Linked DNA regions of Mus musculus: regions 2, 3, 4, 5, 6 and 7 are each linked to region 1. Evidence: chromatin loops called from intact Hi-C (ENCODE). Cell type or tissue: heart. All regions are shown on one strand. Region 1 holds the start of Znrf2 (zinc and ring finger 2). Region 2 holds the start of Plekha8 (pleckstrin homology domain containing, family A (phosphoinositide binding specific) member 8). Region 3 holds the start of Nod1 (nucleotide-binding oligomerization domain containing 1). Region 4 overlaps Znrf2 (zinc and ring finger 2). Region 5 overlaps Znrf2 (zinc and ring finger 2). Region 6 holds the start of Ggct (gamma-glutamyl cyclotransferase). Region 7 overlaps Mturn (maturin, neural progenitor differentiation regulator homolog (Xenopus)).

Region 1 (4,000 bases):
TTGACAACAAACAGGCTTAGCTAAGGCAAAGGGCTTGGATTGCCCCAGTCCCAAAGTCATCACTGAATAGAATCAAGGTCTAATCCTAGCTAGACCATACTACTCTGGCGTGTGTTTACAATCCTGTCTTGATTCCTGTCCATTGCTTCTCATTAAAGAACCAATGGAGGTACCAGAGGAAGAATGCTGTCTTAAGGAACACTTAAGAGCACACCTAAGAACAAGTTTCTTACGTGTGAAGAACTGGTGGGGTGTGACAAAGCTACAGATTGTAAGTGAAGTCCCAGCTGCTTGGTAATAAAACACAGTCTTCATAGGATTACTATCTGGAGAGAGAGGAGAAGGCCCTAAGAGAAGCAGACCAAGGAAAGGACAGAGAAGAATCTCCTCCACACTGCTGCTGTCAAAGAGCAATAATGTAAGGGTACGAGTGACTTTCAAGAATCATTTTAGGGACAGCGTGGTGGCTCAAGCAAGTAAAGGCAGCAATCCCCCAGAACCTACAAGGAAGAAGAACTCCTGTGAGTTGTCCTCTGACACCACATGAGGCCATAGCTTGAGGTAGCCACATACATACATACACACGTACATACATATATACAAATAAATAAAAAGTAAAAACCCTTTTTTTAAAATAAAAGAGTGATTTTAATATGACAGGAAAACATGAATGCACTCTTTCACTGAAAAGCTACTATACTGCCATAGTCTGTTGAGTGTCTAATGAACACCTTAATGAGAGCTATGAAGCCATTGTTGCACAGCACTGTCTTCAGTCCTAGGAATGGGGTGACTGGTAACATCTGCAGGAAAAGGCATTTGACCACATGATGTAATACAGGATATATCATATGAAAGCTCAGAGGATATATCATATGAAAGCTCAGAGTAACTATATATCACGCACTATGCACATATATAAACATATATATGTAAAACTACATTTCTTCCTCATATTCTTCTCCCTTCTTCCTCTTTTTCTTCTTTCTTTCTCCCTCTTCTCATTGAGACTGGTTTTTGCTGTTTCTTAGGCTGACCTTGAATTCTAAGGTTCAAGTGATCCTCACGATTCATTCTCTCCAGAAGCTGGGCACTACAGGCCAGCCTGTTCATAAAGCCTCATTTCTCCTATTTACAAAGTCCAACTTGTGGCTGAAGCGATGGCTCAGCGGTTAGGAGCACTAGCTGTTCTTGCAGAGGAACTGGGTTTGATTCCCTGCACAGCCATGTGACATCTAACTATAACTACAGTTCCAAGGGATTGAATACCTTCGTCTGATCTTCAGTCTGGGCACCAGGCACACGTGGGGAACTTACATGCAGGCAAAACATTTATACACACACACACACAAATTAAAAACAAACAAACAAACAAACAAACAACCCTCCATTCCCTTATCTTCTGAAAGAATGTCTAGAATCACTACTTAAATGACTCACCACAAATACAAAAGCGTAAAACAGCGACAGTGCATTTTTGCAGTTTGTACAAACACACTTGCACATAGACAATGCTACCAGTACCCGCCAAATGGGAGGGTCAGAGCCTGCTAGACCAAGCACCACACACAGGAAGGCATTTAGAATCCTGTTAAGTTCCATTTAGAGAAACCCACAAGATTTTAAAGCTACTATCGCTCTGGAGATTTAACTCAAACATTCTGGGCAAGGAAGCTAAAGTCCAAAAAGGTAAAACAATTTACAGCCTGCATAATTTGGCTTGGTGTTAGGCCCGAAGGCTGGATCTCGGGAGAAGATAGTCTCTGCACCTCAGTTTTTGCTCTGCCTTTGAAGGTCAAGCTGGATTATCGTTCGTTCTTCCAATTTTTTGCTCTTCCCTTCCCCTAGCATAATTCTGATCAAGTTGGCTTCAGCCTTCCCCTTGTTTCGTTCTGTCCTTCGCTCCTGTACTGTTTTTTGTTTTAAATCGTCTTCATTGCTGAGACTGTTGTTTGCTTAATCAGTGTATACAATACCAACGAAGGTCATTATCTACCCACTCAAAGCTCCAGACACGGGATACTGCCACGAACGCCCTAGCCAGGAAAAGGTGCACTTGGTTTTCTTCAGCGCTCACAGGCCACGTGCGGCAGGAGGGGCCGCCTTCTGATTGGTGGTGGGGGAGTCTCCTGGAGGGCGGAGCCACCGGTCTGTCCATCACCACATGCTGGGCGGGGCCTGGGCGGGTCGGCCTAGTTGTAGGGCAGAGCTAGAGCAGCGGGACCCAATCTCTGCGCTTTGCCTCGATTCGGCCGCCGCTCCTCCAGTGCCGGCCGCGAGGCGACGGTTGCCGGGGCGCGCGCCGCCCGTTCCTCTTTCCCGTTGCAAGCGGCTGGCGCGCAGGGAGGCGGCCCCCAATCCGGCCGGGCGCCTCCCACTCTCCGAGCCGCCGGGGAGCCGGAGGATGGCGGCGGTGACAGCGGCCGCCCGGGAGGAGGCGGTGCGGAGGCCGCGAAGCGCGGCAGCAAGCGGCAGCGGCCCGTCGCGGCGGCCCGGCAGCGACCGCGTCCGCACGGCTACCTGAGCGGCAGCCGCGAGCTGCGTCCCGCCTCTCTCGCTTGCTCGCTCGCTCGCTCGCTCGCGGCCCGGGGCGGCGCGGACATGGGCGCCAAGCAGAGCGGCCCCGCCGCCAACGGCCGCACCCGTGCCTACTCGGGCTCGGACCTGCCCTCCGGGACCGGCAGCGGCGGCGGCGGGGCGGACGGCGCTCGGGCGGCCCGTTTCGCGGCCCCGGTGTCCGGCGCGCAGCAGCCCAGCGCCTCGGCCGGCGCGGCGGCTGCAGCGGCGGCGGCGGCCTCGGCCCCGGCAGCGCCCCGTAGCCGCTCGCTCGGCGGGGCGGTGGGCAGCGCGTCGGGCGGCCGCGCGGCGCAGTCGGCCTTCAGCATCCCCAGCGCTGGCGGCGGCGGCGGCCCGTACGGCTCACAGGACTCAGTGCACAGCAGCCCAGAGGACAGCGTCGGCGCTAGGGACCGGGACCGGCCGGCGGGCGGGGGCCCTGGCGGGCCGCGTCTGGTGATCGGCTCGCTCCCGGCCCACCTCTCCCCGCACTTGTTTGGAGGTACGGCTCCCTGCCCTGGCAGCGGCTCCCCAGCTAGGGAAGCGCACCCCCCACTCCCTCCTTGCAACGCGGTGAATGGAAGAAGTATTGTTTTAAAACAAACTGACGAAACAGCCTCGTGGTTGTAGCTTTTAGTACCAGGAAGTCAGGGGAGATCAGTGGCTGAGTGTAGTTCTGCCCCGGAGCTGAAGGGCGAGCAGTTTTAAAGGCCCAAAGCCAGAAGGGACTCACGTGGATGTTTGAGTGTTTGAAAAAAGGAAGTTATCTCTCCTTTGGATAGACTCCTAACAAAGCTGTGATCCTTGCGTCTCTGTAAATAGCCCTGCCTACTTACTGGATACTTGTTTTCTGGTTAAATGTGTTAATGCAAAGTGTTGCTTCATAACCCCCGAAACTGCTACTTTTACAGTGTGGCTAATGTCACTACTGCTTAGTTTGAAGCGGATTGTGGAAAAGTTCAAGAACAGTTATTTAAAGAGATAATCTTTATAATGATCACAACTCTACCTATAGAGGCAGTAATTGGGCAAGGTCTTTCGAAGAGCGGTGTTCACTAGAGTTAAGGAACAATTTAGAGATCAGTGATGTGCTTTTAATTAAGTTGTTTGAAACAGGAGAAAGGGTGCAGTTGATCCTGAAAATGTGAACTTAGCCGCATATTGCCACCTCCTTTCGGTATGAGACTGGTATTATACATTTACACGTAAGCACAGAATGATGTAAACTATATCCCTTCAGGTTTTTTATTTGTTTGTTTGTTTGTGTATTTTTTTGAGTCAGGTTTTCTCTGTGTAGCCTTGGCTGTCCTGGAACTCACTCTGTAGACCAGACTGGCCTCGAACTCAGAGATCCACTTGCCTCTGCCTCCCAAGTGCTGGGATTAAAGGCGTGTGTGCGACCACGCCCGGATCATCCCTTCAGTTTTAAAAACCCTTTTATTCA
Region 2 (4,000 bases), 220 kb before region 1:
TGAAGTATTCCAGCTGCGGAGTCTGGAGCCAGGTGACACTCGGGTTTTTGGAAAGACCAGACACTGAGAAGCAGCCTTCTTCAAGATGCCACAAATAAAGGCTCAGAACTATGGTTACTAATTTAGAACAGAAACTCTAAGGACCTACTAGGATGCTTTAAGGTTCGCAAAGCACACTCTGGTGCAAGATCCTCACTAACTTAACGTGGCTATTCCCACCCACCCACTCCCCCCCCCCCCCCCATTTAGACAGTGTCTTAGGGTTTCCATTCTTGGGTTAAAGCATCATGACTAATAGCAAGTTGGGGAGGAAAGGATTTTTACCTATTACACTTCTATATCATAGTCCATTATCCAGGGAAGGCAGGGTAGGAACTCAAAACAGTAATCAGGAAGCAAGAGCTGATGTAGAGAGGCCATAGAGGAGTGCTGCTTACTGGCTTGCTCAGCCTGCTTTTTTTTTTTTTTTTTAATAGCACCTAGGATCACCTGACCAAGGGTGGCACCACTCTCAGTGAACTGGACCCTTCCACATCAATCAGTATTTAAGAAAAAGCAGTAGAGACTTGCCTACAGGTAAATCTTATGGTTCGGAGATCCTCGTTCCAAATTACTCTAGCCTGCATCAAGTTGCAAAAAACTAGCCCGGAGAGAAGCTAGTTTAAAAAAAAAATTAGGTTAGAAGTTAGTGCCCTGCTTAAGTTCACTTGGCCGAAAAGAATTGGCACTCCACCTTAAGACTTGGCTTGATTTCATTCTACAAACATCGCTGTCAATGAGTGACTGCTAATAATTCGTCACTTATGTGACCTTGGTGGTGAGTAGATAATACTTAAGGACGGAGAGAGAGAGAGAGAGAGAGAGAGAGAGAGAGAGAGCACTTGTTTTAACAATTATACAGCTTAAAGTTCTAAACGGCTGCCCTCATTTCAGATGTAGTCCATTGCTGCAATCTGAGAAGAAACTAGAAATCACCAAAAGAGATTAAAACAACAACAAAACACAAACAAAACAACAACAAAAACAGGGCATTGAGGTGTGCAGTCAGGCAAATAACCAACTAAGTGATATATTATTTATTAAACCTGTCAACCTTACACTAAGGGAAAAAATGCCTGCACTTTAGCCCTTGAGAGCATATTTCTATAACACTAACATTTGGTTGTGTTGTGCTTCTTCTCAACATTCACCTTCCATCTAACCTGTGATAGACACTTTTCTTGGATAAAAATCCTGACAACAGTGCATTTTCATACTTTCATGTACTTAGAAATTCCCCTTGGAGAGCTTGTAAAAGTGCCGATTTTTAATCCAAAAGGTCTGGAACCCCCGAGAGATTTTTTTTTTTTTTTTAACAGAAGCCCAGGTGAAGTCAATGTCTGCGGTCCAGAGACCAAGCTTCCAGTCAAGAGGCCGGCAGTTTGAACAGCGCCTTACACAGAAGTGCATCCGGAAACTACAGACTAGCCTCATCCGAGGATTCCGGGTCTCAGCCCGCATCCTCCTCCACTGACAAACTTGTCATTAAAAGCTGGATCCCTGGAGCCTAGACCCCCATGGGTGACCTGCCACCCGCGTGCGCATCGGAGCCCCGCCCACCGGTCAGCCCCTCCGCGCAGTGGCCAAACCCTGGCGTGGATTTGGTAGCGTGCGCACAGCGCAGTGAGCATGCGCGAGCGCGCCGGGGCGGGCGCTGTGGGCTCAGTGGCCGCAGGAAGGCGCCCGCGACCGCCGCCACAGGGGCCGCGCCTCCCGCGCCTCCCTCGCCTCTCTCTGGCGGCCGCTCTGCGGCGTCCACACCGACTGCGCCAGGCGCAGGCGCAGCCCCCGGGACCCGGAGCTGGTGCTCCCAGGCTGTCGCGGTGACCCCGCCCCCGGGCCCAGGATGTGAGGCCGGCCCGGCGTCCCCGCGGCGGGCCGGGGCGACGAGGGGCCCGCGGGTGCCATGGAGGGCGTGCTGTACAAGTGGACCAACTACCTGAGCGGTGAGTGCCGGCTTCCGTGGGTGCGGTGCGCCAGGCGGCACCCTCCGCCGGCTCGCGGCCCGGATGGAGAGTTGGGTACCGGGTGAAGCCGGCAGCCTGGGTCCGCTGCGGGGTCCACCTCAATCTCGCGAATTGGGTGGGGGGCGGCCTCGCTTGGGCCGCGCAGCCCAGCTGCAGGGTGCCGAGTGCCACCAACCCCTGGATTCCAGAGTCTCCACGCAGTCGATCTCCCTAGGCACCTTCAGGGTCATCCCCCTGCCGACCGAGGTAGTGGAACTCTAGCACCGCAGCCCTAAGCCCTGAAGTGTACGCTGGCGATCGGCCTTTTCTCTCCGAACATTTCTTTTGTTTCAGAACTCTGTCATAAAAATGAATGCAGATATTAACAACGGTGTCCTTGTCTTGCCCAGCACAATGGCTTAAAATAGCACCCTGCCCCCTTTCTAGCTCTTGGAAGCACTTTCCAACTATCCAGAAGTTAGAACTATTCCTCAGCTTTGAAGATGATTCTCAACGAACATTATTTTCATCCAAGCAGCCAGTATTTTATAAGTACTATGCTATATGAACAGTGCTGGGTGCGTTTTAAAGTTAAACTTTTTTGTTAGGGAAAATGGGTTAACATTTAACGTGTCAGTGGGGATGCAGAAACTAGAAATCTTACCAACTAGAGCTAGGGTTTCCCCATCCTTTGGTGGGGCAGTTCTGTAGTAAGGACAGGTGTGTATGGCTTGTGAAGATCTGGCAGAGTAACTTTGAGGAAGTCACAGCCCAGTACAGGCAGAAGTACACCTGTCAGCATGTACCTGGAATCTCCAAGTAGTATAGTAGTTAGCACAGTTAATTCATTTTTTTTAAAATCTCTACCCGAGGGTCTGATGAGAAGGTTTTCCTTAAGACCTGGCCTTCACTTCAAGGATCTCCACTGATGTCAGCAGAGAGATTAGGTTATACAGGAAGAACTCAAAGCTGGCCTGCAGGTCCTTGAATACTGGAAGCCGATTAGCATGTTGTTTAAGAGAAGGCTTGACGGTGCCATTCTCCCAATGCTGTCCTAAATGCTGAGAAGTAGGTGTGTATCTTAATTGTAAACCCTTGAGTCAACTTCACCCTTTACTGTCCTCCTCTGAACCCTAGCCCGGACACACACAAATCACTTTCTTCTCCTGCCCCACCTTAATCATTTCCGTCTTCCTTTCCCTCCCCTTTCTGTGTGGAAACTTTTGGTAGTAAAATGCCCTCTCCCCACAGTCTTCTGTATCCTTCATTGCACCAACATTTTTCTAGCTGTCTCTGTGGATCTATCTTCTGTGATGCCCCTGCCATCTGTTTGATGGTAAGAGTCAACTCTTTTCTTCCCTAAGTAAGAACGGACAGTACTGTTGAGTGGCTTCTGGGCAAAGCCCTAAAGGCATTGGAGCCTTCGCTGCTTTTCCTTTGGCTTGTGTGTCACTCACTGTTCCATGAAGGCTGAAGGCTGTCACACCGCTGACTACTTTTCTGGATAGACTACTCTGCTTAAAATTGAGGGTCGGTTGGCACATTGGCTTTCATTCAACACGGCCTTACTTTGGAAGAGAATGGCACTAGCTTAGGAAGATCACATGGGTTCCCTCTGCTCTCCTTTGCTGTCGGAGAGTGAATGATGAACTTAGATGGAAAGCCTTTGCCTTTAGAATAATATTTTCCGAGTTCTCTGAGAATGTCGCACAGCTCCTTTTGCTCATGTTCATCCCTCTTCCCATAGCCACCCTTTCCACCCTCACTCCCTACTCACCTTGAAGTCGTCCTCCTGCTCCTCCTCTTTCTCCTCCATCTCCTGCAGCTAATGATGCTCAGAGACTCTTGGGAGTGGGGCCCGCTAAGGATCATACCATTAAAGAAAACTGGCACTTGCTCTCCCAGCAACTATCAGCTGCCAGGAGTTCCTCAGCCAGTGCTGGGATTTCATACCTCCCTCCCTCCCTCCCCGATGCTGGGATTGTGTCTGGCTTGAGCTTGCACAAGTCCTCTGC
Region 3 (4,000 bases), 160 kb after region 1:
GGATCGGGCGGGACAACAGCTGGGAGGGAGGGCGCTACCGCTCGCGGTCCGGGATCAGGAGCTGGCTGTGTCTACGGCCGGCCGCGCCTGGGCTCGGGTGGGCTCCGGGGAGGGAACAGGGCGGAGCGGGCGGAGGAGGCGGGGACCATCCGTAGCGCTGCCCCCCTGTCTCGTTTCCCGGGAAGGAGCCGCCGCACACTGCATCGGACGAGCGGCCACTGCGCAGTGGGAGTGGGCAGGCCTCGCAGTTCGCCCAGGGGTGACACCCTGGGAACTCGTCGTGCCAGCTCTGCCACGGCCGCGGAGAGCCAAGGCCCGCCCCCTGAGAGTGCCACCCAGCGCCTGTAACCACAACCAATGCCGGGACCCGGGCAGAAAGGCTGTTAAACTAAGCAAACTAAGATCAAAATAAGATTCAGTTTGATCTACTTTCAGAGACGGAGACTTTCTCCTCCTCTGTCGTTAAGTCTTCTCTTGACCACGAATATTCTAGAGCCTTTTCCTTTACTGTAAGGAATTACGTAAAGGAATTAACATGTTAATAAACCGTCCGAATAAATATTTTTAAACGTTTTTGACAGTTAAACAAAAGTGCTTTGAGATTTTTGGCCACATGTAGTCATGGTTATGAAAACTCGCATGAAGTTGACCCTCTGAGAAAAGCAAAACCGAAACTGCAAGAACTGTGTTCTTGCATGCGTGAAGGCCTCCCTCCTCCTGCAGTGTGCTGCAGTGCTGCAGCTAAGTGACTGAAAGGAAAACTTTGATTCTAAGAGCCTGATGTGCTAAGACGGAGCCAGAACAACCGTACTGTGCACCTGCAGGGCACTGTTCATTCTTAGCCTTCTGCTTTTTGCTTAGACTATTATTTACATTTTTGGGGACAGCTGTTCCTTACTTGTTATTTTGGACTTTTTATTTTGGGATATTTGTAAATTAATAAATAACTGGAGGAAATAATGCAGATTCATGTACCTGTAACTCAATTTGCCCCAGTCTTGAAGAGCTACAACACAAAAAAAGCTATGGTAAGCAGAAAACAGACTACTAATAGAGTCAAGATACAGAACAGGTCCACCCCAAGCAACCTTGTTCACCGTCCCACCCTGTGCTCAGCCTCTGGCAACCACAAACTTGTTCGCATTGCTAGAAATGTATCAAGACTTTTAAAATAGATGGAATCAGGCTGCACTTTGGAATAACATTTTAAAATTCTGTATTACATTTGTGTGTGTTTGGGTGTATGAGTACATACATATTATGATGCACATGTGGGGATCATAGAACAATGGCAGGGCTTGGTTTTCTCTTTCCACCATGTGGCTTTGGGGCATAATTGAATTCCGACTTGGTAGCAGGCACCTTTACCCACTGAACAGTCCTACTGGCTCTAGTATTTTGCTATTTTGTTTTCATTTAGTATAATCCTAAGAGGATTCACCGAGACCATTGCTTGTATCAATAGTGATTCCCCTTTAATTATTTTCCTTGGGCAGTATTCCGAAGCACATGTTCCTGTAGCTTTTTGAAATACTGCTTACCTTTTTGGGCTATTTTCAGCCTTTGGCATCAATTTCTCAAATGCCTATTCATCTATCTTCTGAAATAGCTAAACCATTTAGCATTTCCACCGTTGACCAGCTAAGTGACTGCTTCATAGCATATCACCAGCTTCTGGTGCTGTCCCATTCCATCTTGGCCATTTGGATAGTTGTATTGCCCTCGTGAGACACTGCTGTGGTTTTAGCTTGCTGATGACGTGGACTTTTCACGTTTGTCTACATGCCACCTGTATCTTCTCTTGAGGAAAAAATGTCTGTGTGTCTCTTGTTCATTCACCTAAATGTTGTGTGTTGAGAGTGTGGCTTGTAAATATTTTCTCCAATTATTTGCCTTTTCTTTCTTCTTCTTTCCCTGCTTCTCTTTTTCTCCCTCTCCCTCTCCCTCTCCCTCTCCCTCTCCCTCTCCCTCTCTCTCTCCCTCTCCCTCTCCCTCTCCCTCTCCCTCTCCCTCTCTCTCTGACAGGCTTTCAGCTGTCCTAAAACTCACTATATTGCCAAAGATGACCTTAAGCATCTCCTTCCAAGAGCTGGGATTGAAAACCTATGCCAGCATGGGCAGACACCATGAACCAAACTCAGGGCATGCCAGGCAAGGACGGTTAGCAACCAAGCTATATGCCTGAGCCCCCTGCCTGCCCTTTCATTTTATGAAGTCCAGCTTACTCATTTTACTTCGATGGGTCATACATTTGGAGTTGAGTTTGAACTCTGCCAATTCCTAGATTTTAAAAATTGGCAGCTACCCTGCCCCTAGAGGCACTGCTGGTGTGGCTGCTGTGTCACATGGGAGTCAGTAGGTGGCAGAGAAGAGAGAGGCTATGTCTATGCTCAGTGTTCTGATCTGTGAACTGAAGGATTACTAGCCTAACACGTGAGCCTGAGATGACCACCAGTCTAGTGTTGCAAAGGCCCAGATGGGTCCTAGGGTGAGGAGTGAGCCAAAGACTGGACGAACTCTGCGTGGGACCCTGGAACTGTGGGCACCAGATAAACAACCCTCCTATGGAGACATGTGGTCCGGCCTGGGCAAAGAGCAAGTCCAAGATGGCCACCAGTCGGGCACCAAGCAGGCCTGGAGGGGAGAGGGGCAGACCATGCCTGAGACAACCCATGCCTAGTATCATAATGCACAGGCAGGACATAGCACTCCTGAGACCACTGCTGAGATGACCCCAGACACACAGAGACCCTGGACACCACCAAGAAGAGCACGTAAGTGGTGGAGAAACGGAAGAGAAAGAGAAGCAGAAGGATGTGTGCACAATGAAGAGAGGCAGAACTGGAGACTGGAGGGTAGTGAGGAACAACCTGATGTGAGTAGCTAGGACCTGGGACCTGGGACCTGGGACCTGGGACCTGGGACCTGGGACCTGGGACCATGGTGAGGTCCTGGCTGGTGATGCCACTGGAGGCCATGTCTGGATCCATGGCTCTGCAGCAGCAGAGGGTATGTTACCACCAAAGGCCCCACCCCTTGCTTGAGCATAATGGGAGAGTTGGTGGGGGTGGGGGTGAGATTAGGAGAGCTGACCCCTCCCCTAGCCAGCACTTAGAAGAGCTTCGACATTGCCCCCACCGTCACAACTCGTCACATTGCCCAAGAAGCACAGTAGAGCCAACCCTGGATTAGGGAATTATGGGTGGGTGAGTGGGCCCAGAGGGTGTGAATGTGAGAGAGCTGGTTGGTAATTTGTCTGCCACATGGTGACAAGGACCAGGGAGAGATGCCTTCCCCCACTCTCACCCCTTGCCACCTATGTCAAGCAGGGGTGCTGGCCCCTGGGTTATGAGAGTGGGAGAATTGGCCTCATCCCTCCCCTGCTACAGCCCTTGGGAAAGTGGGCCCTGCACCCTGCCTTGGCAGCACAAGAGAGCTGGCCCTGATGGTGTGAGTGTGGTTGAGCCAGCCAAGAGGGCATGAGAGCAGGAGAGCTGGCTCAGCCCCTTGCTTGTGACAGCATTGGGTGGCCCATCCAAGGCGAGGCAGAGGAGCTCACTCCAGTGGTGTGGGTGCAGAACTGGAGGGCTGACCAGCTCATCTACCTCTCAGGCCCAGATCCAGAGCTTTGAATTGGCACACCCCAAAATCTATCCCATTGAAGAACTGCGGAATCCATAAAGGGGCTGGTCCTACAGATCCAAAACTACACGATCTCCATGACACAGGGCAAGGTATCCAAGAGGAATCTCAGTGAGGTTCCAGTATTGATGGTGTAGAAGAAGCCAGAGGCCTCAAAGCAGACCAAGGACTCATGAGTCCATTTGAAAGCAAAGAAGTGTGGACAAAAGGGTTTACTGTGACACACTGTGACACACTAAAGCTTCCAGAGTGAGATTTTTTTTTCCTCTCTTGGGGGAAAGTTGCAACGGTGGAGGGCAGGTATTAGGAGAGAGGGAGATGAGTGGGTTTGGGGTCCATGGATGTGAAATTCACAAAG
Region 4 (4,000 bases), 71 kb after region 1:
TGTTACACAGATAAGGATGTTAGCGTGCTTGGGAAAGTTGACTTGTTGAGGGCACACAGTCTGTTGGTGCTAATTTGAACCCATGTGTTCTGATGCTGCTGACTGAGATTAGGTGGCAGTTCCTTTCAAAAGCTGCTTCATGCGACTAACCAGTCTCCTTCCCATCCTTAATATGTTGTGAAATGTTTGTGCTTCTAATAAGCCAAACATCACAGTTTTGTTCTGCTGACTTAGTTTATTAATGCTTAGTGAATTAAAGATAAACCCATAACTATCTCTTTCTTTATATCCCATAAGGTAATTTATAGAAGATATCATTTAGGATGGAGGGAAAAAATAAGATTAATAACTTAATGGCCATTTTTAAGTCTGAAGCATTTAACTAGTCTGAGTACTTCAGAGGCCGGAGAAGGCGCAGTAGAGAGACTGCAGCCAGCAGTAGAGGGCTGAACTGTGACTGCGACTGGAGGGCGGCAGTGTTCTGAGGTTCTGTTGCCGCCATCCTCACACTTCCGCTCAGTTTGAGCAAGGTCCTGACTGTGTCAGTTTGACACAAGCTGAGGTCAACAGGAAGAAGGGAACTTTGATTGAGAAAATGCCTTCAGAAGATCAGGCTGTATACAAGCCTGCAGGGCACTTTCTTAATTAGTGATTGATCCAAGAGGGTCCAGCTCACAGTGGGAGAGGCCATTCCTATGCAGGCGGTCCTGGGTTCCATAAGAAAGCAGACTGAGCAAGCCAGTAAGCTGTACCCCTCTATGGCCTCTGCATCAGCTCCTGCCTCCAGGTCCCTGCCCTGTTTGAGTTCCTGTCCTGACTTTTTTTGATGATGAACAGTGATGTGGACTTATGTATAAGCCAAATAAACTATTTCTTCCCCAAATTGCTTTTGGTCATGGTATTTCATCCCAGCAGCGATAACCAAAGGCAGTGAGCGGGGTTTAGGTGACTCACCAAGCCTGAAAACCTGGACCCGAATAGTAGGAGAGAACCAATTCCCACATCGTGTTCTCTGCCTCCACACACGTGTGTGGTCCCCCCTCCCCCCGTCTCCCCCGCCCCAGACAATAAATAAATGATGTAACTAGTAGCTCTTGCTCTTTAGCCTTGAAGTTATGAGGATCATTTTAAAAGTTAACAGATACAGAAGTGAGGACTACAGCTGGCTCCCTGTGAAAAGCAGAGGCACTGGGGGCCTGGGGCATGGAAAGACCATCACCTGGGAACCTAGAAGGACCCTAAGTAGAAATGGGGTAGTAAGATTTCTTCTGGTGCTGAGCAGTGGGGCATGGTGTACTGGGCACATGCACATCAGTGCATTTCTTTCACTATTAGAAAGGTAGAGATTTTATTGTTTGGTTTGATGATATTGGGAGTCAAACCCTTAGTCTTATACATGCCAGCAGTTACACTGAGGTGCATCCACAGCCCTGATGGAGGTTTTTGTGGTGGTTTTAGAGCTTGAACCTGTGTTTTACGTGTGCTGGCCAGATGGCTCCAAGCCACTGAGCTGAATCCCCAGCCTGAAAAAAAATGTTTTCTGAATGAGGAGGATGCTTTGAAATGCTGTCAAGTGTTGCCCTGTGTCTGGGTCAACACGGTTATGGAAAATTACTGAAGCATTTTAAGAGATATACTGAAAATCAGTGCTAATAAAATGAGAGTTTTGCTGGGCAAGGTGGCAGAAGTTCCAGGTCAGCCTGAGCTATATTGAAAGGGGGAGGTATTTTTAACTTAGTGGTTAGTATACCAAATATATCCCTAAACCTTTAACCTGCAGATAAGTTATTTTCTTTTAGTCTGTACTAGCACATTGAAGGTGGCCTCACAAAGTACCTTAAAGGGCTGATGAACAGAATCACAGCTCTGTACAGGAGAATGTCCTAGATCAAGGTGCCAGAGGACAGTGTCTTTGATGACTGTTCCTTGAGTATCCTTGGATGGCACAAGAGTGGCCAGTGGCCCTGATGGGCCCTGATGCTGCTGTGTTGGAGATTAGGAGACACTGAGACCACAGCAGACCTAGGCTTTTTGTTCATGGTCTCATCACTAAACTTTTTTTGTTAGTGTCACAGAAAGCTTATGAGAGTTTTGGAACACTTCCCATCTCATAGTCACCGGCATCTTTCTGTTAACCTCAGACAACATCTCTGTGTTCTTAACATCTTAGTTCTTAAGTAGTGAGACCCCACATTATATTTACAGCATAAGAATTTACTTACCCAATAGTCTTAATTAATTATGAAGCTGCTTACTGTTTTTATTTGAGGAGGTGGTTTTAAGTTTGAGCGGGTGTATGTACATGTGTACATGTGTATACTTAGTTCTCAACATTTATTGTGGAAAAGGAGTGACTTAAGTTTTGCTGATTCTTTTTTTAGACTATGTTAAACTTTAACTGATCATTCTGTTTCTTGCTTTGTTCTACAGAATAGTTTTATAAATTTCTGAAGCAGTAAAAGGGGAGGTGTGAAAGGCTACTGTGATAAAGCACTGTTCATGGGGAAGTGGATATTGTATTTCATTTGCATTACTGATATTGACCATGACTTAGAGTAATTTATTTTTATACAGGTTTTCTTGTCTTTACAAGATGCTTGAGAAATCTAGAAGATTTGAAGATCTGTCTCTGGAAGAAAATGAGAGCTGCAGGCTTATTCAGCCAGGATCTGAGTTCTGGGACACTTGGGTCCAGAGAAGGACAGGAAGAACCACAGAACTCAGCGAACCAAACTTGCATATAAGGGACACACAGGGATTTTGAAAATGCTGCACAGCCTGTACCAGTCACTGCGTAGATGACACTGATAAATGTTTTGTATTCAGACGCCAAAGTTAACTCATTTCAAAGTTGATTTCCTTTTTAGTAAGTTCTTAGAGCTGCTGTTTTAATGTGTTTGGTTTTGGTTTGTTTGTTGGTTGGGGTTTTTTTTTTGTTTGTTTGTTTTGTTTTGTTTTTTAGTTTGGGGACTTTTTATTTTCCTGAACATAATGTTTCTGCATTCACCTATTCTTAACTTGAAAACCACACAATTTCTTTCTTACAAAGTCTTCAACATGAACCAAGAAAATGTAATCAAAGCAGTATAATATTCTGTGAATGGAGAGTATAATTGAAGTTCTTCCACTTCCAGGCCCCACCTCCCCCTACCCCCATGTATGAAAAGTAGGTTTCTGGGTTGGAAAGCTAAACTCCGATAGTATGAATTAAAGGTTAATATATAAAAGTGTCATCCAAAGAGTAAATCAAGGTACATAATTACATTTAGTTCATTACATGTAGAGCTGTCTACTCAACTGCAGTTTCTGAAATCCATTGTTTCTTCTAAAAGGAAACTGTGCAATAGCTTGTTAGCAGTGACCATCTTGCAGCAGCTATGCAACTTTGAAAAGTTTTGCTGGTCCCCGCTCCGGGGCCACAGTGACTCTGTCCTAGCAGGTGTCTTTTGTCTTTCTGTAATTACTTCATTGTGCTTTGCATTTCCAGGAGGTTTCCCTATGTTTGGGTAAAATGTTTAGCAAGTTGTAAAACATCAGACCTTCTGAAAAGGGTGAAATAAACACTTCTGCAGTGGGACTTGGAGTAATCTGAGGGACATTTTATATACTTTTAAAAATCAGAATTTAATTGGGATGCCAGATTTCTAGCAACTTGCATCTTTAGTTTTCCAGATAATCTGGAAGTTAGCATTTGATAAATGATTTTTTAAGCAAATATAAAGATTTTTGTTAATTTATAATTTATTAATGTGTTGTTACTGTAATTGAAAATGTTGTGGATACTTTTAAATTCAGTCTTTGTAGAAAGAACTGTATTAAGCAAAATTATGTGAATAAATATTCCCCAAAAATACATCTAATGGTTAAGAATACTGGAAGAGAGCTATCAGGGCTGCAACAGTGAATGTCTTTTTAAATAACTATCAAAATGTCAAGAAGTAGAGTTCACCTTTAGTCTCTGGGGGGGACACAGCCCTGCTGTCCTGCTGTGCTGCGCTGT
Region 5 (4,000 bases), 61 kb after region 1:
CTCATCATGATGAGTGAGGTTGAGGGCCAGTCAGTGTCTTCTGAACCCTGAGTGCACTGTCCCTCAGCTAGAGGAGACTGGTGTGTTTTAGGATGGGCGTGTGCTGCAGTTTTGTTTGCTTTTCTTTTGAGACAGGGTCACTCTGTATAACTCAGGGTAACTGTGAACTTTCAGTACACCTGCCTAAAGCTTCCTGTGGGCTGGCATTACGTGTCATAATTTATGGAGGTGTTTTTTCTCATTGGTACATAAAACTGTGATACATCTCACAATCATGTATGGTAGAAAGTAGTGCTTCCAACAGAGCTTGCTGATAGGAGCCTGATACAGCTGTCTCCTAAGGGCCTCTGCCAGTGCCTGACAAATAAAGAAGTGGATACTCACAGCCATCCATTGGACTGAGCACAGGGTCCCCAATGGAGGAGCTAGAGAAAGAACCCAAGAAGCTGAAGGGGTTTGCAGCCCCATAGGAGGAACAACAATCAAATCAATATCTCCAGAGCTCCCTGGGACTAAACCACCAACCAAAGAAAACACATGGTGGGACTCATGGCTCCAGCTGCATATGTACCAGAGCATGGCTAGTCGGTCATCAATGAGAGGAGAGGCCCTTGGATCTGTGAAGGTTCTATGCCCCAGTATAGGGGACTGCCAGGGTAAGGGAGCTGGAGTGGGTGGTTTGGGGAGTAGGGGAAGGGGGAAAGAATAGGGGTTTTTCGGAGAGGAAACTAGGAAAGGAGTTAACATTTGAAATGTAAATAAAGAAAATAATAAAATAAAATAAAAACTATTTTGAAAACTCTAAAAAAGTAGTGCTTCAGTTTTGAAGTTTATTAGAAAATTCATTCACATCTTTATTAGGTTTAAATTGGTTTTATTTTTGCAGGTAAAATCTACGTGGTAGAAATATAGTTTAATTTTTAAGAATTAGAAATCTTTATTAAGTGGTTTTCTCAGTTCCGCAGTGCTGGGGATGAAGCACATCATGTTTTGCTCTTCCTCTTACCTGTCTGTTACCTGGGTCCCTGAATGACAGGCCAAACACTCAGGCTTCAGTGGAGAAGAAAGGGGGAGGTGGAGCTAGAAGAGAATTCCAAAGTAGGGAGGAAACAGGAAGAGAATAGCTCGGGTCCAGCGACAGCTGATGACAGTGGCCCGCCCCTCTGCTCCATAGGAAACAGTGCAGCGCAGGAACCTGAAGGGAATGCTGTGACACGTGTTCTTATCTCTGTGTTAGCTGCTGGTCATGATCTGTCTTAGCTTGTGCTGAGAAAGTTGTTCATTACCAGGCTTGTATTCTCCATCAGTCTGCTGCATCAGAATGAATCATTGAGGGGAGCTACATAGTCTCTAAAGTTTCTATTCATACTCTACAGTGATGGCATGCTTTAGGTTTTCAGCGGTTTTTTGTTTTATTTTAGTTTGGTTTTTTTCGGTTTTTTTTTTTTTTTTTTTTGGTTTTTCGAGACAGGGTTTCTCTGTATAGCCCTGGCTGTCCTGGAACTCACTTTGTAGACCAGGCTGGCCTCGAACTCAGAAATCCTCCTACCTCTGCCTCCTGTGTGCTGGGATTAAAGACGTGCGCCACCATGCCCGGCTCGGTTTTCAGCGGAACACAAAGGATATGTAACATGCAAGTTCAACCAGGGTTCCTTTAAACATTAATATAGAACATTAAGCTGGAGTAGTGGTGTATACTTTCATTCCCTGTTCTCAGGAGGCAGAGGCGGGGGGGGGGGGGGGGTGGGGGGGTGGTCTCTATGCATTTGAAGCCAGCCTGGTGTACATAGTGACTCTGGGCCAGCCATGGCTACATAGTAAGACCCTGTCTCATTCATACATACATACATACATACATAGAACAGTAGTGGGGCTTAAATTACAATTTCTGAATTTTTTTAAAGGAACATCTGGTTTTCCCTTGTGTTGGTAAGCATCGTGGAGTTTTTACAGTTCCTTCAGCACTGTCTGGAAACCACTTAGATCGCTGTCTGGGTTTGCCATGCCATTGTTGATGGGAAAGGCTATGAAGAGTTTCTCTTCTTTTGTTATCTGCTTTTTTTTTTTTTTTTAAGATAAGCAGCTTTTTTAGCAGTTTCCTGTAGGGCATTGTTTCTTTTTGTTTTCTTTAATTAAAAAACAAAAAAACTTAGAATGGTTATTTTATATTCATGTCTTCTTAGCCATACTACACTAAATTTTTTCGAACTGTCTTAGACACTAAACTAATGTTGACACATGGGGAAAGATTATGAATTTCAAATTACACATAACTGAGTTGTTGACTTTGGATCAGAATCTTGTGCAAGTTGAGAGCTATGGTAGTGTGTCCGTGCTTACTCTTATTTATGCCTCTGTGGACCGGGAGTGTAAGATGTCCAGAAGGAGAAGTGAAGAGCACTCAGTCATCGTCAGCAGGACTTCAGGTGTAGGTGCTGAGTTTTATGCAGTTGGGGAGGTGTAGTATGCCATTCATTGGTGGGTTGAGGTTTTGTCTTTTGATTTTTCAGTTTGATGGCTAGTTTTGCTGTACTGAGTTCTTTCTCTCTCCACAGAGGATGTGCTGAGTAAAGATACGGGGGAATGTGCAATATGCCTTGAAGAACTGCAGCAGGGGGACACCATAGCACGGCTGCCTTGCCTGTGTATATATCATAAAGGGTAAGCGTGGTAGGCCTTTAACTAAGTTGATATCACAGTAAAATGATTATTTTCTTAGTTCAAGCATTGTAGTTAGGGCTAAAAGGTTTCTTCTTCATGCAAACTCTTCTGTTCAACTTAGGATCTTAATAATGCTCCACCTCCCTTTCTCTCCTCTGCTCAGATCAAATTTGAACATGCATCTGTTGTACCTAAGTGGCTGCCATTTTTAAGCCACTTAGTGTTCTGCAAGTGTTTTTCAGCTTGGTCAGCAGGTGTCTGTGTAGCAGCCACTTCAAATTACAACTGGGAAATAAGACAGTTGGACTGTCTCCAGGTTTGTATTTCAACCAAATGGCAAGCTGAGATCCCAGCTTGTTGTACATACATTTTTCTTGCTTCAGAGTAATATAGGACCAATATTAGCTTGAAAAACAAAGCCAGGTATGGCAAGGCTCTTGTTCAGTTCCAGCACTCAAGAGGATGAGGCAGGTGGGTCTCTGAGTTCTCTGCCAGCCTGGTCTACATGCTGAGTTCCAGGCCTAGCAGTGAGACTCTGTTGCAAAAACAACCACTATTTAACTGCAAAGAGAATAGAAAATTAAGGCCTAGAGAGTTGGCTCAGGGATTGAGAGCACATCTTGGTCATTTTAATTCCCAGGACCCATGTCAAGGACCTCACAAGCACCTGCAACTCCGGCCTTGGGAGAGGCTATAGGTGGAAGGACCCAACACCTCTGGCCCCAGAGGGCACTAGTACTCACATGCACATACCTACATGCATACTCATAATTAAAAGAAGTGATAAAATATATTTAAATTTTAAAAGAAAAATAGGAAGTTGTAGCATTGGAACCAAGGGGAAGAATAAAGTGGAGGTTTACTTAAAAGTGGGGGCTGTTGCAACATGGAGAAAGCAGAGTGAACAAGACAAAACGGAGACACAAAAATCCAATCCAAGCCAAGCAGTCATTATATCTGTAAGAATAAACTACAGGTGGTGAAATAGTAGAATGTGATATTGATAAGAAACATGCTTTAAAGGTACAGATGAATGCAGAGTTAAAAGGGGAAAGAGCCATATATCTAGGCAATTGATAACTAAATAAACAATGAGTGCTAAAATCTCATGAAGTCAACCAACACGGGGAGCACTGCCTAGACTAGAGTGACTATGCAGTGTTAAATACGGAAAACTCTTCTTGCTTATCTCGCTTGATATAAGCTATCTTGATTATTTTTAAAAATTCCTGACTAAAAAATAAATGAGTTAAGATATAAAAAAGTTGAACAGTCGCGGCTTGCCAAGTTTTGACTTTAGTTTTGCAGATAGAATCTAACGGTATAGCATAGGATAGCT
Region 6 (4,000 bases), 180 kb after region 1:
CCTATGTTTGCTCAGAAACCTTGGTTGATACTTCAGGGAAAACACTGATCCACACGACAAGGCGCTTCACGCAGCAAACTGGATATTCCAGTATCAGGAGATCTGATCAAATCCACACCAGAGACTGGCAGCCTCCTGCTAAAGGCAGCAGGCTGTGTCATTCCGTCCGCTTCAATGGCTCAATGCTCGTGTGTAACGTAGGTAGCTACCAGTCCAGATCAGCTCTTTCTTCTGATTTAGGGTTGACCTGATCTCCTCATCTCTGCCAATCCCACCTCTACTCCCCATTTTGAAATGTCTGGGTTTCTTGGGATTCAGCTTAGGCCTTTTTTGAATTTATCCAGGTGCCCAGAATAGTCCCACTACCTCCAGCAGCTTCCAATACCATCGGATGCTTCAGCTACCTTTAAAACCATCCCACATCTCTATTCTGAGGCTCAAAAGCTCTTAGATCTGGGACGAGCACACAGTTAGGGCTGATCTCTTCATCTCTTTGCCAATGTTCACAAATATTTACTGTTCATGTGCTTGTCTGGAAAGCATCTTAAACTTAATTTAGTACAAAGTTAGTTTATAATTTTTACCGCCAAACCTGATTCTCCTCTGTGAACATTATCACCATCACCTACTTGGTTGTTCAAAAACTGTGTCATATTTGATATACCTTCCCTACACACACAGACACAGACACACAATCATCAAGCCTTATGATGTTATCTTCTGAGTATTACTCTACCTTCCCTGTCACCACCCTATTAGATCATGGTGGCATTATCTCTGACATGAATGTGGCAAGATCGTAACTGGGCTTCCAATAACTTGCCCTATTTGCAGAGTAACCAGAATGAGCTTTCAAATACATAAATCTCATCGTCTGCTTTCATCCTGTAAGACACTCCACTCACAGCATGCAACAGACTGTCCAAAGTTCTCTGTGGTCATGTTAGGATATGACACTTTCTTATCTTTCCAGCCCTCATGCCACATCTCCCTGTAGACTCCAACCACTTCCTTTATCTCCTGTCCTTTGAACAAGCTACCCTCCCTGACAGTTTTTTGCTCTCCTCATCTCCCTTCAGGTCTCAGCTTAAAAGTTATATCCAGGAAGGCTTTCCTGAGCACCTAGGTCAGGTCCTCTGGTCATATATTCTGTTGCACCTTGCAAGTCCTCTTTTAAGGCTAACCACAGCTATAATTTATCATTTATGTGGTATTTCTTTCCTGTACTTCACGTACTTGAACTCCAATCCTACACTCTTTGGAGTTTTAGATAGAGTACAGAGCGTGACTCCCACTTCTGAAACTTGAAAGGCTAGGAGCTAGTTATCAGATCATCTTGCTTGCTAAGTAAGGACGTGGATTCATGGTGAGATTTAGCCAATCAGGGCACCTCGCAGGGGCTCTCAATTAGTGCTGGTGTTTAAGATCATTAGGGACTCCACTCTAGGCTTCAGGAATTGCAGAACTGTGGCAAAGCAGCAGTCAGGAGTCAGTTCCATATTGTGCTTACTAGTTGAGGAAAGGTGTGGCCAGTTTCCAGAGCAGGGATGGCCCTCTCCTGTAATGCTGGTTGTGTATACACACACACACACACACACACACACACACACACACACACACACACACACACACACACAGTAGTCCACCTGTTTACTCAATCTTTCAGGTGAATCCATGAGCTCTCTAACAGCCTTCCAACACCCCTCCCCATTCTCCTTTCTGAAATCAGCTGGTTTCTGTTGCCTGAAATCAAGAATTGACAAGGTTATCAAAGTTGGCTAAAATTATTAAGGGCCCTACACACAATCAGATTGTACACCAGAAAGGTCCTCCAAATAGCTAGGCTGCTCAGTCATCCTTGTAACCCCAGCACTGAGTGCCAGAAGAATACGTATTAAAGAGGAAATGAACTATGGTCAAGAACACATTTTATCACAGTTAAAAGCTTATTGGGCTACTCTACTGAGGGAACGAACATTGCTATCAGTATTGAAGACACGGTTCCAGGTCTCAAGGCCAGGACGCTAAGATCCGAAGGAAAGGACAGGCAGAATTTCACAGAACTGTGGGATAGATAAGGTACGCACAGGACAGAAAGCAGCTAGTTCTCGACTAAGAAGCACCTATTAAAGGCATCTTACGGGATGCTCATAACCGGTGGAAAAGGGCAGCCAGTGGAGGGTTGCGAACTCCGACGGTGGCTAGAGGTTCCCGGCAGGAGTCGCAGCTAGCCCGCTCTCCAGGTCGCCCGCACAACGGCACTGACCTGCAGGCGCGCCACGCAGCAGAACACGGCCGAGGGGTTTCGCAGGTGGATCCTCTCGGTCAGGAGATTGCTGCCGTAGGCGAAGTACAGGAATGTCTCCCCCTCCTGGCCCGCATGGCCCTCACAGTCGGAGCTCGCCATGTCCACTTATCCACGCCAGCAGCGTCAAGCACAGAGAAGCCGGACTAGCGCTGCTAAAAAGAGCAGTGCGCCGCCACCCACGCGGTAGTGCAGAGCGGCGGGCGGAGCCGCACAGAGAGCGCGCTGAGGATTGGCTGCCGGCTTGCCGGCGTGAGCTAACTACCAGGATTGGCCTGTCTACAGCTCCTCCCGCCCACTGACGTCGCTTTTCTATTGGATGCATCCCTCGGATGTACGGCCCCCTGCCTGAGGCGCCGCTGATTGGCGAGTCTAACGGACAGCCCGAGAGTGGCTACTGGCGACTGTGTTTTCCCCACCTGGCGGCGATTGCCCAGGTCAACCAGTGGTGCGGTAGGCTCTGCGCCTGGTATAGAGGAGACAAGTCTCAAATTGCTGTCGGCCTAGCCTGGATCTTGCGGCAGTTCTCCTGCCTCAGCCTTCCTGGAATGGGAAGGCTGATCCTACAAGTTTTCTTAGGATCACTACCTGAAGTTGCCTCACTGCATACCAGGGTAGTCTTTCTCCCACGTTCAGATCCGGACATGCCATTTGCTAGCCAGTTGACTCTGTTCATCGTTGCAATCTATTTCCTCTTTTTAAAATAGAACGACACAAAACACCCATGTTGTTGCTCTTGAAATGAAGATAGGAGAGCAAACTGAAGGTCTAGAGCAATGACTGCCGTTGGCCCTCAGAAATTAATCTAAATTCAACTCCACACTGACAGGTGCCAGAATTCCTGGAGAAATGACTGAATCTTAGGTCAAAGCTGGGAGTGAAAATTACCTCTTGAAAGAACAATAATCCAGAAAATGAGAACCCCAAGATGAACAAGGTCATTCCTAAAAGACCATTCACTAGACAAAGCGAGAACAACTTAAGGAGCAGAACGACTGGAAACTCTAAAATGATCCCTAAATGTATGTCATTCCCTTCAGGAAGTAAACCAAATTAAAACAGAGAAGAGAACCATATTGCCATGCCATCAGTGGCTAACACTTCATCACTTTTAAAAAGTGGGTATTTAAGAAAATGAGTGTTCTGCCTTTCTAGTACCAACTGTATTTTTGAAAACCAAATAGCTGATGAGGAAGCAATTCTTTGCTTTTTTAAAAAAAAGTATACTGGCTAAATGCAGGAAATGGGGGTACTGGGATTAGAACATCTGTCTCTGGTGCAACCAAACTTCCCGTCAGGAGCATCAGGTCACAGGGATGTTTATAGAGTCTCAGTTATCCCCCAAGGCTCACTGCTAGTCATTGGACAGGAAGACCATGATTATTTGGGAAACCTGACCTCTCTCACCTGATAGCCAGTCAATCTGGTCACCAATAAAAGAAGACTATCCTGACACAGTCAGAAAGCAACATGAAGCTGGGCATTGTGGACTGCACCTTTAATACCATCACTCGAGAGGCAGAGGCAGGCAGTTCTCTGTGAGTTCAAGGCCAGCCTGGCCTAGAGAGTAAGTTCCAAGATAGCCAGGGCTGTTATACAGAGAAACCTTGTTTTGAAAAACAACAACAACAATAATAACAACAACATGAAGCAACACGAAGCCCCCACATCTGTGAACTACAATTTACAAAGGAT
Region 7 (4,000 bases), 110 kb before region 1:
AAGCTACATAGGAATTCACGTCCAGTTTGATTAGGACTGTGTTCAAGTCGTCTGGTATTGGGGGAAAGCTGACAGTGTGCGCTTCATAAACAACCTTTCCCTGGGCTTTCCTTTTTGTATCTCAAGGTTCTACCTTAACCAGAACCTTTTGAACTGGCAGAGACCAACGCTCTATACACATGCCAGCTGTCTAAAAGGCACTAAAATAAATATTCAGTGCTGGGCAAATCCGAACCCAGCTTTCAGACCAGTGCTTATTTGTGTACAAGTGAGATTTCTCCAGAGAAGCAAATCAGAAGGAACAAAAGCAAGGGACTTTGTTGTTTGTTTCTGTTTTTTATTTTTATTTTTAGACAGTGAGTTTTTCCTGTGTGATGTGTGTGCTTTCTTTGAGTCTGTATTTCCTTTCAGAGAGCTCTCTTGTAAATGACAAACTGTGAAATGGGTTGCCAAAAACTGTGTCCTTTGTTAGATGCTTCAGAGGGAACTGTGTAAATTCTCTCTGCACCTTGTCCCATCTGCTTCCTCCTCCCTCCCATGAGAGCAAGGACCACATCCAAGGATGTAATTACCATACGCTTGCTATTAAAGAGCCTTCCAGCCCTGGTGCTATTTGTCGTCTTTACTCTTTTCACAGATTCGGGTTACAGAACACTGTGTGTGATTTATAAAGGAAAAGCCAGGGCACTGGGGCGGGAGGGAGCCGTTACATCAAAGGTGGGATTGAAGATTGGTAATTCACGCGTTTGGGAACTAAATGCTCTCTGGCTAGTGTTTAGCAATTTGTCACCTCCCTTTAAACTAGTACTGGTTTCATATGGGAGAGTTTCTTTCTGCAAACCTAGTGAGGAATGCTTTGTGCCACAATTAACAATCTCTATCCTGCACTCGGCACCTTGCTCTCAGCTGCCTTGATTCACTAGACAAAGGCATGTCAGAAGGAGCCCTGAAAGCTGACAGCCAAGTCTCATTCTTTATTTAAAGATCCAGTCTCTCGCTTCCAGTGAGGGGGTCTCTAAACTCGAAAACGGCTTAGCAGCCCCAGCTTGAGGCTGTGGTGTTTAATGTCATTGGAGGTCCTTGGTCTTGACCGAAGATTCCAAGTCCAGAGGAAAGCTGTGTGTGCACATTCTAAGGTCCTCTGGTCAAAAACTGGCTCCAGAAGGGCCATGGAGACAGATTTTTATCATGAGAAAATTCCTGTTTCTATGACTTGATCACACAGGCTCGGCCTTACTCATCTCTCCTCTCTCCGCCCTTAATCTCTGAAATCATCTGGCAGGAGGAAGGTTCTGGCCTAGACAGGTCCCTCCTTGACAGTCTGTATGGCGCTACTCACCACCGCCCCCTCCCCCAGCTTCCCACCATCCTTTTGATTTCTCATGGGTAAGAGTAAGCGTGGGGACCTCATTTCTGATTTCCCTTGGGGGAGGAGCATCAGTAGAACACCTGCACAGCCCTGCTGTAGAGGAGGGAGTGCCACAAGGTCCCATAAAGCAGTGATGGTGACCCGCCGGCCATGCTTTCCCAGGATCCCCTTTCCAGGGAAGATCCACAGCTGTGTATTAGCTCAAACGCTTGGAGGTGTCCTCCTGCCTTGCCGAATACCCCTTCTCTTTATAGTAAATCACAGGATTCAAACTGCAGCAAAGATGGTAGGACGGGGTTCCTAGCGTAATAAACACTCTTGTTTCCATTGTGAAGTCAGCCAGGTGTGGTGGGTACCTCAATATCCTCAGGGCTTGCTGAGCACACATGGGTGGATTCACAACATGAGGGAAAAACAACCCACACCCCAGTATTTGGAGACTCCAAGGCTGGGTATCTAGCCCAGAGTCCTGCTGAGTTAGTCGACCAAGTATTCCTTTGTTTGTCAGGATTAGCCGTCTGGTAGCTTGGAAGCAGGGTTGAAATGCTCCTGGAACCAGCTGATACTTTTCCTTTTGATACCCTAAGAGGCACAAAGCCCCTCCGAGTCTCTAAAGCACCTTGCCCCTTTTTTGGAATGGAAAACAGTGCCGTTTTAAAAATAAAAAATAAAAATAAAAATAAAAATAAAATGGGCAAGCTATGATTAGCAGCCAAAGAAGAAGTGTGAAAAGAACCTAGCATTTTGTTTTCTAGGGAAACAGCCCCAAAGTGGATGTAGATGCCAAAGTGATGTGGGTCCTCCGGGATGTCTTTTAATTGGAAGCCTCTAGAGGTCAGCACAGTATAAACAAAGGACTTCCTAAAGCAGAGGCCACACACCCTCCTAACTGGTACAGCCCCAGGGAGCAACCAGCCAGGGTGGGGCAGAAAGGCAGTTGGCACCCAGAGCACAAGAGACGAAAATGTGATTCTTCAGTGCAGCCTGCTAATCTCTGACTCCAGTTATTTTCTGCCCTGTCTTTCTGATCTATCTCTGCGCTCCCTCGACCGTGTATCAAACGGTCTGCCGATTGACAGCTGAAACAACAGCTGGCTTACATCTTGTACTGGGCAGACTCAGCTCAGGACACTTTCTGCTGCTGGTCAGCCTGTGGGATTTGCTACTGTGCCTACACTGCCGCTGTCCATGGGCTTGGAGGAGAACCTAAGACAGGTTGTGTAGAGCCTGCGGGCGAGACAGATGAGGAAGGATCAGATGGGCGTGGCTGACTAAACTGCTGGACACCAGGACTCCAAGCATAAGGTGCAGAGCTTCAGGCAGGGATGCCTCAGGTTTCACAGGACATGTCTCCAGTCCTAAAAGGAAGTGGGCGTCTGGAGTCCCCCGGAAGCTTCCACAGGAATGTTTTCTCCCCTTTTCTGTTGTCTGGTCTGTTTAGGTTTTCCTTGTTCCTGCCTCCCAAGGAAACATAACCTACACCACAGTCAAACGTCATTGAATATGGCTCTTTGGCAGGGACTGGAATACACCCAGGACACAAACATGGAGAAAGGATAGTGACAGAAACATGAAAATATTCCCCAGACTCCCCAGTAAAACATTTTAACACTTTGTAGCTTAGTAACTTGACTTGACTGATTAGATTTCAAGACAATGGCTTTTTGATCCTAATGAGTGTAGACTGCATGGTGTAGTTCCTAGTTCCAGAATAGCCTGGTGACTTTCCAGTCCTTGTTCTCATGAATTAAACAGTGCTAAGTGAGTAGACTCTAGCTGTATGCGCCTATTACACACTAAACCATTTTTGTTTCTGTTTAAAAAAAAAAATACAGGGTCTCACATAGCTCAGCCTGGCTTTCAGCTAGCCTTGTAGCCAAAGGCCTTGGACACTTAAGTCTCCACAGCTTGCCCAATGCTGGGATTGTTACATCCTAAGTTTCTTTTAATTTCGTTCCTTTTCTCAATAGTTTTTGGGTAGGGATGTGTGTGTGTGTGTGTGTGTCTGTCTGTCTGTCTGTCTGTCTGTCTACTGTCTTTTTCAAGATGACGAAACAGAGGCATCGAGCAATTAAGCAATTTTCACAACATCACACAGATCTAAGTGCATAAGGACTGACTTTCAGATCCAGGCCACCTGGCCCTGAGGCTCTGAAGCTCTGAAGCTCTGCCCACTACTCCACTCTCCCCAGTAAGGTGGGTTCTGCCTTCATTCTAAGCATGACTGGATGAGGGGGTGGGAATGGGACAGTGTCCTTTTCATCAGCTCTGCAGGGCCTGAGCACCGGATGGAATGTTGACAATGTTTCATCCTTGCCCTGCCCTTGACCAGAGATTAGGTCTGCTGCTGGACAACATGAAAATAAAGTTTCCAATCTTCAGGCCCTGGCACAGACTAGCAAGCAGCTAGAAGAAAGGGCTTTGAAGAGAATGCTTAGGCCTGGTCAAGGCTAAGGAAACAGCCTGCTTGCCTTCCCTCTGTCCTCCTCATGGCCCTTCACTGGGACATGCAGGTGCTTATTGCCTTTCTTCCTGATGGAGAGCCTTCCCTCCAACTCCCCTGAACATTTGTGCAGCAGAGATCCAACCCCTCAGCCAAAGTACAGAAGCAGGGAGACAAGGCTGCCCTCC

What was found. Hi-C counts contacts between places; a loop is a spot of excess contacts. Peaks named below come from ENCODE experiments on the same cell type or tissue, not always from the same donor. Only the 100,000 strongest peaks of a DNase experiment are listed, where the experiment ranks them.
Region 2: it touches region 1 in a loop (3-fold over the local background); 14 of 42 quality-filtered maps call a loop at or near these places.
Region 3: a loop joins it to region 1, with 6 times the contacts of the local background. A loop is called at or near these places in 9 of 42 quality-filtered maps.
Region 4: a loop joins it to region 1, with 2.0 times the contacts of the local background. A loop is called at or near these places in 6 of 42 quality-filtered maps.
Region 5: a loop joins it to region 1, with 2.1 times the contacts of the local background. A loop is called at or near these places in 7 of 42 quality-filtered maps.
Region 6: it touches region 1 in a loop (4-fold over the local background); 21 of 42 quality-filtered maps call a loop at or near these places.
Region 7: it touches region 1 in a loop (3-fold over the local background); 19 of 42 quality-filtered maps call a loop at or near these places.

What each region holds. Positions count from the first base shown.
Region 1 is chr6:54,814,415-54,818,414 of GRCm38, forward strand. It overlaps Znrf2 (zinc and ring finger 2), which reads left to right and starts at 2,502. Exons shown (of 5, transcript NM_199143.2): 1 at 2,502-3,058. The coding sequence starts at 2,602. In heart, CTCF peaks have their summits at 2,404 and 3,251; DNase peaks (open chromatin) are centred at 2,197 and 3,087; H3K4me3 peaks cover 2,423 bases; H3K27ac peaks cover 2,477 bases.
Region 2 is chr6:54,593,487-54,597,486 of GRCm38, forward strand. It overlaps Plekha8 (pleckstrin homology domain containing, family A (phosphoinositide binding specific) member 8), which reads left to right and starts at 1,625. Exons shown (of 14, transcript NM_001164361.1): 1 at 1,625-1,985. The coding sequence starts at 1,946. It also overlaps a transcript of Fkbp14 not described here. In heart, a CTCF peak has its summit at 1,699; a DNase peak (open chromatin) is centred at 1,725; H3K4me3 peaks cover 2,363 bases; H3K27ac peaks cover 1,815 bases.
Region 3 is chr6:54,972,346-54,976,345 of GRCm38, forward strand. It overlaps Nod1 (nucleotide-binding oligomerization domain containing 1), which reads right to left and starts at 267. Exons shown (of 12, transcript NM_172729.3): 1 at 1-267. It overlaps Gm24230 (a small nucleolar RNA gene), which reads left to right and starts at 2,306; the gene lies at 2,306-2,434. In heart, CTCF peaks have their summits at 723 and 2,338 (motif pointing right); DNase peaks (open chromatin) are centred at 176, 726, 2,396 and 3,466; H3K4me3 peaks cover 929 bases; H3K27ac peaks cover 437 bases; H3K27me3 peaks cover 668 bases.
Region 4 is chr6:54,885,882-54,889,881 of GRCm38, forward strand. Znrf2 (zinc and ring finger 2) reads left to right here. Exons shown (of 5, transcript NM_199143.2): 5 at 2,575-4,000. Among named protein-coding and RNA genes, the nearest start is that of Znrf2, 71 kb to the left of the region's middle. In heart, no CTCF peak of the experiment used is centred here; no DNase peak of the experiment used is centred here; H3K27ac peaks cover 2 bases.
Region 5 is chr6:54,875,794-54,879,793 of GRCm38, forward strand. Znrf2 (zinc and ring finger 2) reads left to right here. Exons shown (of 5, transcript NM_199143.2): 3 at 2,556-2,661. Among named protein-coding and RNA genes, the nearest start is that of Znrf2, 61 kb to the left of the region's middle. In heart, no CTCF peak of the experiment used is centred here; no DNase peak of the experiment used is centred here; H3K4me3 peaks cover 355 bases.
Region 6 is chr6:54,990,429-54,994,428 of GRCm38, forward strand. It overlaps Ggct (gamma-glutamyl cyclotransferase), which reads right to left and starts at 2,439. Exons shown (of 4, transcript NM_026637.3): 1 at 2,267-2,439. The coding sequence starts at 2,407. RefSeq lists an enhancer at 2,654-2,683 and a cis regulatory region at 2,664-2,673. In heart, CTCF peaks have their summits at 2,409 (motif pointing left) and 2,711; a DNase peak (open chromatin) is centred at 2,543; H3K4me3 peaks cover 1,534 bases; H3K27ac peaks cover 1,152 bases.
Region 7 is chr6:54,703,244-54,707,243 of GRCm38, forward strand. It overlaps Mturn (maturin, neural progenitor differentiation regulator homolog (Xenopus)), which reads left to right. Exons shown (of 3, transcript NM_001289740.1): 3 at 1-612. Among named protein-coding and RNA genes, the nearest start is that of Mturn, 24 kb to the left of the region's middle. In heart, a CTCF peak has its summit at 2,197 (motif pointing right); a DNase peak (open chromatin) is centred at 2,328; H3K4me3 peaks cover 689 bases; H3K27ac peaks cover 642 bases; H3K27me3 peaks cover 1,755 bases.